2 separate regions of the Homo sapiens genome follow, and region 1 is linked to region 2. The links are chromatin loops, found by intact Hi-C in ENCODE. Cell type or tissue: lower leg skin. All regions are shown on one strand. Links, peaks and the distances in the headings refer to the core of each region. The heading gives the core; the rest is flanking DNA.

Evidence for each region. Peaks named below come from ENCODE experiments on the same cell type or tissue, not always from the same donor. Only the 100,000 strongest peaks of a DNase experiment are listed, where the experiment ranks them.
Region 1: it touches region 2 in a loop (2.4-fold over the local background); 23 of 110 quality-filtered maps call a loop at or near these places.

The regions. Positions count from the first base shown.
Region 1 is chr17:45,732,462-45,736,845 of GRCh38, forward strand. The region is part of intron 3 of LINC02210-CRHR1 (LINC02210-CRHR1 readthrough); the gene reads left to right. LOC107985028 (a long non-coding RNA gene) reads right to left here and starts at 2,218. Exons shown (of 2, transcript XR_001752915.2): 1 at 1,823-2,218. In lower leg skin, for the core only: no CTCF peak of the experiment used is centred there; no DNase peak of the experiment used is centred there.
Region 2 is chr17:45,822,359-45,826,742 of GRCh38, forward strand. The region is part of intron 6 of LINC02210-CRHR1 (LINC02210-CRHR1 readthrough); the gene reads left to right. The region is part of intron 4 of CRHR1 (corticotropin releasing hormone receptor 1); the gene reads left to right. Among named protein-coding and RNA genes, the nearest start is that of SPPL2C, 20 kb to the right of the region's middle. RefSeq lists an enhancer at 1,191-1,692. In lower leg skin, for the core only: no CTCF peak of the experiment used is centred there; no DNase peak of the experiment used is centred there.

The DNA of each region.
Region 1 (4,384 bases), core at 113-4,112, 90 kb before region 2:
GATTACAGGCGTGAGCCGCCATACACAGCCTTACAGAGGCAGTTTTGGTCATCAAGCAAGAAGGGGGTTAGTTTTGGGAAGGGATTGTTATCATCTCTGTTTTAAAGTTAACAAAGGCAGTTAGCTTGTGAAGTTGGAGTCAGTTAGCTTAGATTTCTCTCACTGATGCACTTTTTGTAAAGGTGGTTTCACCCTGTGCCCATGGACCTTCCTTCCAGGGGTCACCATTTATGCCTCTCACCTGCTATGTCTCTCAGGTTAAAAGTTCACATTCCTAGGAGAAAAGAATCTGACTGGCAAGCTTCAGTCAGATGCTCTTTGGTCCAGTGAGCTAAGCCCCGGGGTTTTAGCTGGGACCCATGGTTGAGGATGGCCAGTTCCTGGAGAATGGGAGAGGGCACTGTGTGTGAGGCAGACAATGGGGAGTCATGTTTGTGAATGGAGTCTTCTGCCAGTGACTCATATCTCCTCTCAGAAGGTCCTCCTCTTCCTTTTTCCAGACAGCAGGGTTTTCTGTCACTTGATTCAACCCTTACTGAGGCTGTAATTGATGTCTCACAGGTACCGGCCTCTGTGGAGGATTCTGAGATGAAGACAGTCCTCACACCCCTGTGAAGACGAGTGAGTTCACCAAGCACAGCCACGCAAGGTTGAGGGGCCTGGAGCCCTGGGAGAGCCTGGCTGTGGGGGGGTCTGTCGCTGCCAGCTCTGCCTCTTGGTCTCTCCACCCAGACGGGAGATGATCAGGACTGACCAAACTGAGCCACCCAACACAGTCTCTTGTGGACAGGGAAGGCTTCAGCTTTGCCAAGAATTCCAGAGCTGGATTTTATTGACTCATCATACTTGAGATTATGTCAGTGGAGTCCTTTCTGGAGAGGGAGGCCTGCCCTTTGACCTAGCTGTAGAATTGCCCCAGCATTCCCTTAGCTCAATCCCTCCCCTGACCCCCACGCCCTTGGGACTCTCTGTGGCTGTCTCTAGGCCAAAATATCCTCCCACTGTTCAGGAGGGGCCTGGCCAGAGACTCTGTTGTTATTTTCACACCTGTTCTTATAACAATCCCTGCGGAAGAAAAGAAAAATGTCACCTAGATAAAGACAAAAAGCATAAAAAAGAAAAAAGAAAAAAAAAGAGTGACATTTGGAAAAGTTTAGACAGGAATGGCCTGGCCGGGGCTGAAATTGGGAGGAGGGAGAAGGTCAGAGGCTGGGGGATTAGGGACATCTGAGTGCTGACTTGGAAACAGGGGACTCTGGGTTTCTCTTTCATAAGGACCAAAGGCTGCTCATATATGCTAAGCACCTTTCATTCATTGTCTCACCAACAACCATAGGAGGCAGTTACTATTATTAACTCAGATAGAAATAGGGAAACTGAGGTTCAGGGAGGTTAAGTAATTTCCCAGGGTCTCATATTCAGCCTGGACACCGTCTCATATCTGGCTCTAAATAGTAGCCTCTAAGGCTCATTGGATTGGCACTTGCCTCCCAGGACCCCTGTGGTTATGAGATTCAGAGTCCTGAGATGTCTGAGCTGGTCAAAAGCTTTGGGTAATCTTTAAATAAGCAGCTGTGCCTTGCTAAGAGAATGGGAGGCTCCTGGAGAATAGGGTGGCCAACTAGAAAGAAACTAGCTTGGAAGTAAGAAATGACTGGGTCCCATACCAAGCCTGCCTCTTATTACCATGTTACCTCGAACAACTGACTTTACTTGTGTGAGCCTCAGTTTTCTCCTCTGAAAAATGGACTAATAACATTTACACTGGAGTGTGCTATCCAGTGCAGCTCAGGTGCTCCATAAGTGAAAAGATGGTTCCTACCTTATTGCTTCCTTGGGATCTTCCTCCCCAGCACGTAGGCTTTCAGAGCCTCAGTACCATCTCTGATGACTTTTTTGCCAGGGCTCATCAGATGGGGTAGAACTTTCTGATCAGGAACCCACAGCGCACACACACACACAAGCCTCCCCTCATCCTGCGTACAGAGCCAGCTTTGCTCGGGCTTCTGGGAAAGGGGAGTATGGGGATTACTTATTGACTCCAGTATCCAAACCACTGGCTGGACAAGAATGCAGCCAGCCTCAGGAATGACTTAAACCAGGGACTCTGGGGCCACCAGGCATCCCTCCTACTGCCTGGTTCTCTAGGTGTCAGCTCCCTGCTTAGTTAGATAGCTTCTCCCGTGCTGCTGGTCCAAGGCCTAATACTCTCAGTTTCATCACAGTAGACAAAACTCCAATTCCAGTTACAACCAACCAACCAACCAATAGGAGAAGACTCCAATTGGCTAGGCTTGAATTACCCATCACCTTCTCAACCAATTATTGAAACTCAGAGGTAGAAAGGTACTATGATTGGTCAGGGCTGGATCAGGTGATCACACCCAGGCCAATAATTGTTCCAAAATGGCCACTTTACATTTAGATCGCCTAACTAGAATGGGAATGCACAGTGCTTTGCAGAAAACAGTGGTGAAAGTTCATGACTGGCCCGGGCAACTGATATGGTTAGGCTTTGTGTCCCCACCCAAATCTCATCTTGAATTATAATCTCCATAATCCCCACATGTCGAGGGAGAGACCAGGTGGAGATAATTGAATCATGGGGGCAATTCCCCCATGCTGTTCTCGTGATAGTGAGTGAGCTCTCACAAGATCTGATGGTTTTATAAGGGCCTCTTCCCACTTCGCTTGGCACTTCTCCTTCCTGCTGCCTTGTGAAGAAGGTGCCTTGCTTCTCCTTCACCTTCCACCATGATTGTAAGTTTGCCAAGGCTTCCCCAGCTGTGCAGAACCGTGAGTCAATTAAACCTCTTTCCTTTATAAATTACCCAGTCTTGGGCAGTTCTTTATAGCAGTATGAAAACAGACTAATACAGCAACATAGTGAGATGTCATCTCTAACAAATTTAATTAATTTTTAAAGTGGTGAAACGTCCTAGGCAAATGAATAAATATCTTTTACCTTTCAAATCTCAATTCTCTTTCTTTCTAATCATTCCCATCCAATCCTGGAGCACTACACTACTGATATCTTCATTCTGCCATTTCCTGTCCCCTACCCTGGTGTTTAAATCTCTCCACTCTACCTATTGGGCACAGCTGGCCTGATGAATCAACCCAGCCTGCAGGCCTGATGGATTTTCAGAGTTCAAGGAAGTTCTTCCTTTTCCAGCCATCTTAAATGTCTTCCTACCTCTGCCTGCTGTATCAGCAATTTCACTATTGGTGGTTCATTTTTTAGCTTACTATGACTTGTTCCCATTAAAATGCACATCCCTTTGTGAGTATGCACTCACTGTCTGAACAATTATTTATGATTAGTATTAGTGCTTTATCAGCTTTTTTACATTTTGGTGGGGGAAAGGAGGAGAGACTACAGAGGGCTTACTCGTGTTGGAGGGAGGAAGAGAGGCTGTAGAACCTGGAAGCCAATTCTCCTGATTCAATGAGTCTGTTTCAGGTAAGTCCAGGTGATTGTCGGGAAGCCATGGCCATTCTTATTTTATCTTGGAGAAGCAGCAGCGTTTTATCTTTTTTCTGTCTTCAAAGTTTAAATTTTCTTACCTAAAATTTTAAATTTTGAGGTAATTGGGGAATCCTCTACTCAGTTTCCCATGATAGCAACTTGCAAAACTATAATATTACAACCAAGATATTGATGTTAACACAGTCAGGATACAGAACGTTTCTATCACCATGAGGATCTTCATGTTGCCCTTTTATAGCCATATCTACTTCCCTCCCATCCCTATCTTCTCCTTAACTGATGGCAACCACTGATCTGTTATCCATTTCCATAATGTTGTCATTTCCAGAATGTTATATAAATGGAATCATATGTAACTTTGGGGGATTGGCTTTTCTCACTCAGCATAATTCTCTGGAGATTCATCCAGGTTGTTTTGTGTATCAGTAGTTCTTTCTGACTGTATTAATCCATTCTCACACTGCTATAAAGCTACTACCCGAGACTGGGTAATTTATAAACAAATGAGGTTTAATTGACTCACAGTTCCACATGGCTGGGGAGGCCTCAGGAAACTTACAATCTTGGCAGAAGGGGGAGCAGGCACATATTACACGGCAGCAGGTGAGAGACAGTGAGCAAGTGCAGGGAAAACTGTCTTATAAAACCATTAGATCTCGTGAGAACTCACTATCATGAGAGAAGCATAGGGGAAACTGTCCCTGTGATCCAATCACCTCCTACCAGTTCTCTTCCTCAATACCTCGGGATTACAATTTAAGATGAAATTTGGATGGGGACACAAAGCCTAACAGTGTCACTGAGTATTAGATCATGGTAGGATATACCCCAGTTTATTTAATCATTTCTGTGTTGAAGGACAAGTGGATCATTTTCAGTCTGGGGCTAATACAA
Region 2 (4,384 bases), core at 238-4,237:
CTACTGCCCTCGGTCTCTCCCACCCTGTCTCCTTTCCCACCCGACGCTTTCTCCCTTGGTGCTGAGGAAGACGGGGGTCAAAGGGCAGAAGGGGGGACACCCCAGGCTGTCCGAGGGCCAGGGATTCTGATTGTGGAAGAGAGAGACTGACCTAAGCAGTCCCAAGAATCCCGTCGCCTAAAGATCAGAGCTGGAAGGGACCGTGGAGACTCTCCTTCCCATCTTGAGGTTCCCAGACTTGCCTGGTTATAAGAATCGTCCAGAGGCAGATCTCCTGAGGTCAGGAGTTCAAGACCAGCCTGTCCAACATGGTGAAACCCCATCTCTACTAAAAATACAAAATTAGCCGGGTGTGGCGGGATTACACCTGTAATCCCAGCTACACGGGAGGCTGAGGCAGGAGAATCGCTTGAAACCAGGAGGCGGAGGTTGCAGTGAGCCGAGATTGTGCCATTGCACTCCAGCCTGGGCAAAAAGAGCGAAATTCCATTAAAAAAAAAAGTGGGGCCAAGTGCGGTGGCTCACGCCTGTAATCCCAGCACTTTGGGAGGACGAGGCAGGCAGATCACGAGGTCAGGAGATCGAGACCATCCTGGCCAACATGGTGAAACCTCATCTCTGCTAAAAATACAAAAATTAGCCGAGCATGGTGGCGCATCCCTGTAATCGCAGCTACTCAGGAGGCTGAGGCAGGAGAATCACTTGAACCAGGGAGGCGGAGGTTGCAGTGAGCCCAGATCGCGCCACAGCACTCCAGCCTGGCGACAGAGCAAGACTCTGTCTCAAAAAAAAAAAAAAAAATGGAATCTCCCAGAGCACTTGTCCAAATACAGGTCCCAGGGCCACACCCAACACCTAAGAAATCACACTGTCCAAGGAGGACCTGGGAATCTGTGTCTTTCATGAGTGCCCCAGGGGAGCCTTCTGATGGGGCAAAAGTGAGAAACTCTAATCTAGTGCGACCCGTTCACACTACAGATGGGGAGACTGGGGCCCAGAAAAGGGGAATGATTCACACAAGGTCACGTGGCTCTGGGACATTCCCTTTTTTTTTTTTTTTTTTTTTTTGAGACAGAGTCTTCCTCTGTCGCCAGGCTGGAGTGCTGTGGCGCGATGTCGGCTCATTGCAACCTCCACCTCCCTGGTTCAAGTGATTCTCCTGCCTCAGCCTCCTGAGTAGCTGCGATTACAGGAATGCACCACCATGCTGGGCTAATTTTTGTATTTTTGGCAGTTAAGTCAGAGCCCGGAACCCAGGGCTTTGGAGCCCAGGCTCCGGAGCACAGGCTCTGCAGCCCAGGCTCTGCTTTGCCCACTGCCAGGTATCTGGCGTGAAACAAAGTTAACGGAGAAAGAATCACTTTCCTTCACCTGTAGCTCCCACCCCGGCCTGGCAAGCTTTGGTTAGCCCCACCCCTGGCTTCCTGGCCTCAAGTCACTGAGCTAATGCGGGGCTCTGCTGTCTCCTTCCGGAAGCTGCAGCTAGGTCAATGCCTAGCTTAAAAGACTCACGAGTTCTTCCACGGTGCTGCTCTGGCAGGGCGAGGGGCTGCCTGGCATCTCAGATCCCACAGGCCAGACCTTTGGGTGGCACTCAAGGCTGGGGTGGGTTGGTCAGGCTCCCTGATGATCTGATCTGAGCAGGGAAAGCCCTCAGCTTGCTAAGCCCCCACACAGAGAGCCCACCTGGGAAGTCCTGGGATTGGGAGGAGGGCTCCTCCTGGACTGGGGGAAGGAGGTGGGGTTCCAGGTTAGGAGACTTAGTTGGGCCAGAGGAGATGGCCTTGGCCTTGGCTGGTGGGGTGGGAGTGGGCAAGACCGTTCAGGGATGTGAGGAGCCCGTAGCCTGGCACACAGTAGAGGAGGTGGGAGGAAAGGAAACAGGGCTGGTGCTCAGAGGAGCGGGTCAGTGCTGTCAGTGACTCAGGACCACACGCCATTGCAGAGAGGGATGGTGTCCAGGAGGCACAGCTAAGCCATGAGGTCAGGCTGCAGGCCGCACTGTCTGTCCCAGCTTCACGCCCTGCACTCAACCCTCCTGAGGGTCAGCGCGGGGTCTTCGTGGTTCACCTGTCTCTCCTGCTCTATTGCAAGCCCCTTCTTTTCAGTTGGCTGATGGGGACACTCGGCAGCCCCCATTTTCCCCAGCACCCTTCAAAGGCCTAAGGGCAGTAGGTTAGCCACCCTCAGCCTGCCCTGCAACACCCAACCCTGCCAGGACAGGGGTCTCTACCTCTGTCCACCAGCAGGGTTAGGACAAGGAAGAGGATCGGGAGCCCGGTCTCATCAGCCCCCTCTTTGCATTGCAGTGGGAATAGCACGGACCTTAGGGTTTGGGTTTCAACGGGAACCTGCTGCATGACCTTGAGGAGGCAACTTAACCTCACCAAGTTCCCAAAAATGGTGGCCAGGAATTCAGATCTCTGCCTTCTGGGGATGGAAGGGTGGTGTTGGCCTGTCTTGGCCTATGGGAGACGTTCCATTCACCTGCCGCCCCCTGTCTCTCATCTCCCCTGTGAGGTCAGGGGAGGTTGTAGTGTACACCTGGGGGAGTGACCCGCCCCACCCCCCAGCCCATCCGTGCCTGGCTCTGCCATCTCTTTCCTCTGCAGCCCCTGCTGGCCTGGTGCCTAGCACTCTGGGTAATCGATTAGTTTAATTAGTGAAAATGCCATTCCCTTCTGCCAGCCCCCAGCCTCGCCAGACCCCTCCCAGAACTGCAGAGGAAAGTATCCAATTAATTGAGTGGTAGGTTTCTCAGCTCTGGGCCTGGGCTAAGCCCTAATTAAGCTCCAGCGCCCTGGGGTATCGCAGATAATGGATTCGCAGAAGTCTGCCTGTGAAATGGGACTTGCAAGGGCACCTCAAGGCCAGGCACCCCAGGAGATCTGCCCGCAGCCAGCACCACCAGGGGACAGGCCCCCAACTGTTGCATGCATGGCTGGCCGGGGGATGGCACTGAGCCCCCAGCACCACCCCTACACCTGCTGCCTGTATCAGCACCCTCTCCTCCCCCCACCACCTCCCGCTACTACTGTTCACTCCCTTCCCCACCGTCCAGCCTTCCCCCACCCACCCAACACTTGCACACACTCTATCCCCTTTCCCCACGTTCTGCTGCGCACAGGAGCCTGGGCCTCAGGCACAGCCTGGGAGAGCACACCGTGGTGGGACATGAAACGGATTCTGGGGGTCTGGTTTGTGGACCAAGGTTCACTGCTCACCGTGTGGGGAGAGGTGAGTGGTGGTTGGACCAGGGCTTCTGAACTGCAGAGGTGCTTTTTCCTAAAACCAAGCTCCGATTCCATGGGCCTGGCGTAGGGCATACATTCCACTTTCCTCAAGATCTCTGCGTGCTCCTCTGCGTGCTGTTGCTGGGCCAGGGGCCACCCTTTGAGGATCGAGGGGCTGGAGTGAGTGCCCACTGCAGGGTAAGAGGAGTAGCTCTGGAAGCCTCGGTGGAGAGGACGTGCCAGAATGGAGTGGGCACCAGTGGGGAGCTTGGAAGGGAGGTCTCATTGCCACCAACCCAGAGAGGCATCAGGACGGATCTGGCACTGCAGCGCCTGGGACGAGGTGGTGTCCTGCAGAGAGTCCAGTCAGAGTCAGCCGGGCACAAATTGCTTATTCAATTCAGATCACTGAGGGTACAGCGGAGTGGCCTCTGCCAAGTACCACGCTGTGCCACCCTCCTTAGGGCGGGGTGCCTGCTGGTCTTAGGTCTCCAGACTGGATGGAGATGGAGTGCTGGTCAGGGCCCGAGGGGTAGCTGTGCCCATTTGTCCTTCGGACATCCCAGCTGCTTTGCTGTTATCGTGGCCATCGGTCGGGGTGTCACTGGCTGTCCCTGGGGGTGCTGCTGACTCTCCTCTCCAGGTATCACTGGCCACCTCTCAGGGTGTTCCTGGGTGCCTCTTAAGGCCTTGCTGTCTCTCTAAATAATGCTGGCCAGAACTCTGGTTGTTATTGGAAATGTCACAGTGTCACTGGCTTCTGTCTGGGTGTCGCAGGATGTATTTGTCTCAGGGTATCAGCAGCCATCCCTCAGGCTGTCTCTCCAGCTGTCTTCTCAGGTTGCATGATGCTGATGTGGCCGATGAGAGACAGGGCTTGAACCCGGCCCAGGCCCGACTGCTCAGGGAGGCACACTGAGACTTTGTCCCCCGGGAATGGTTTGGCCTGATTCTCCCTCAGGCTCTTGGAGGAAAGCCCTCTTGGGCGCTATTGTCCCAGCAGGAGGTCCCCCGAGGCTCCTGGGCCCAAAGTGGCGTGAGACCACCCCAGAGAGTGCCTCTGCTTTCAATTCCTGCTTGTCCCCCAAGAAATGTCGCAGGGGGCCGGACACGGTGGCTCACGCCTGTAATCCCAGCACTTTGGGAGGCCG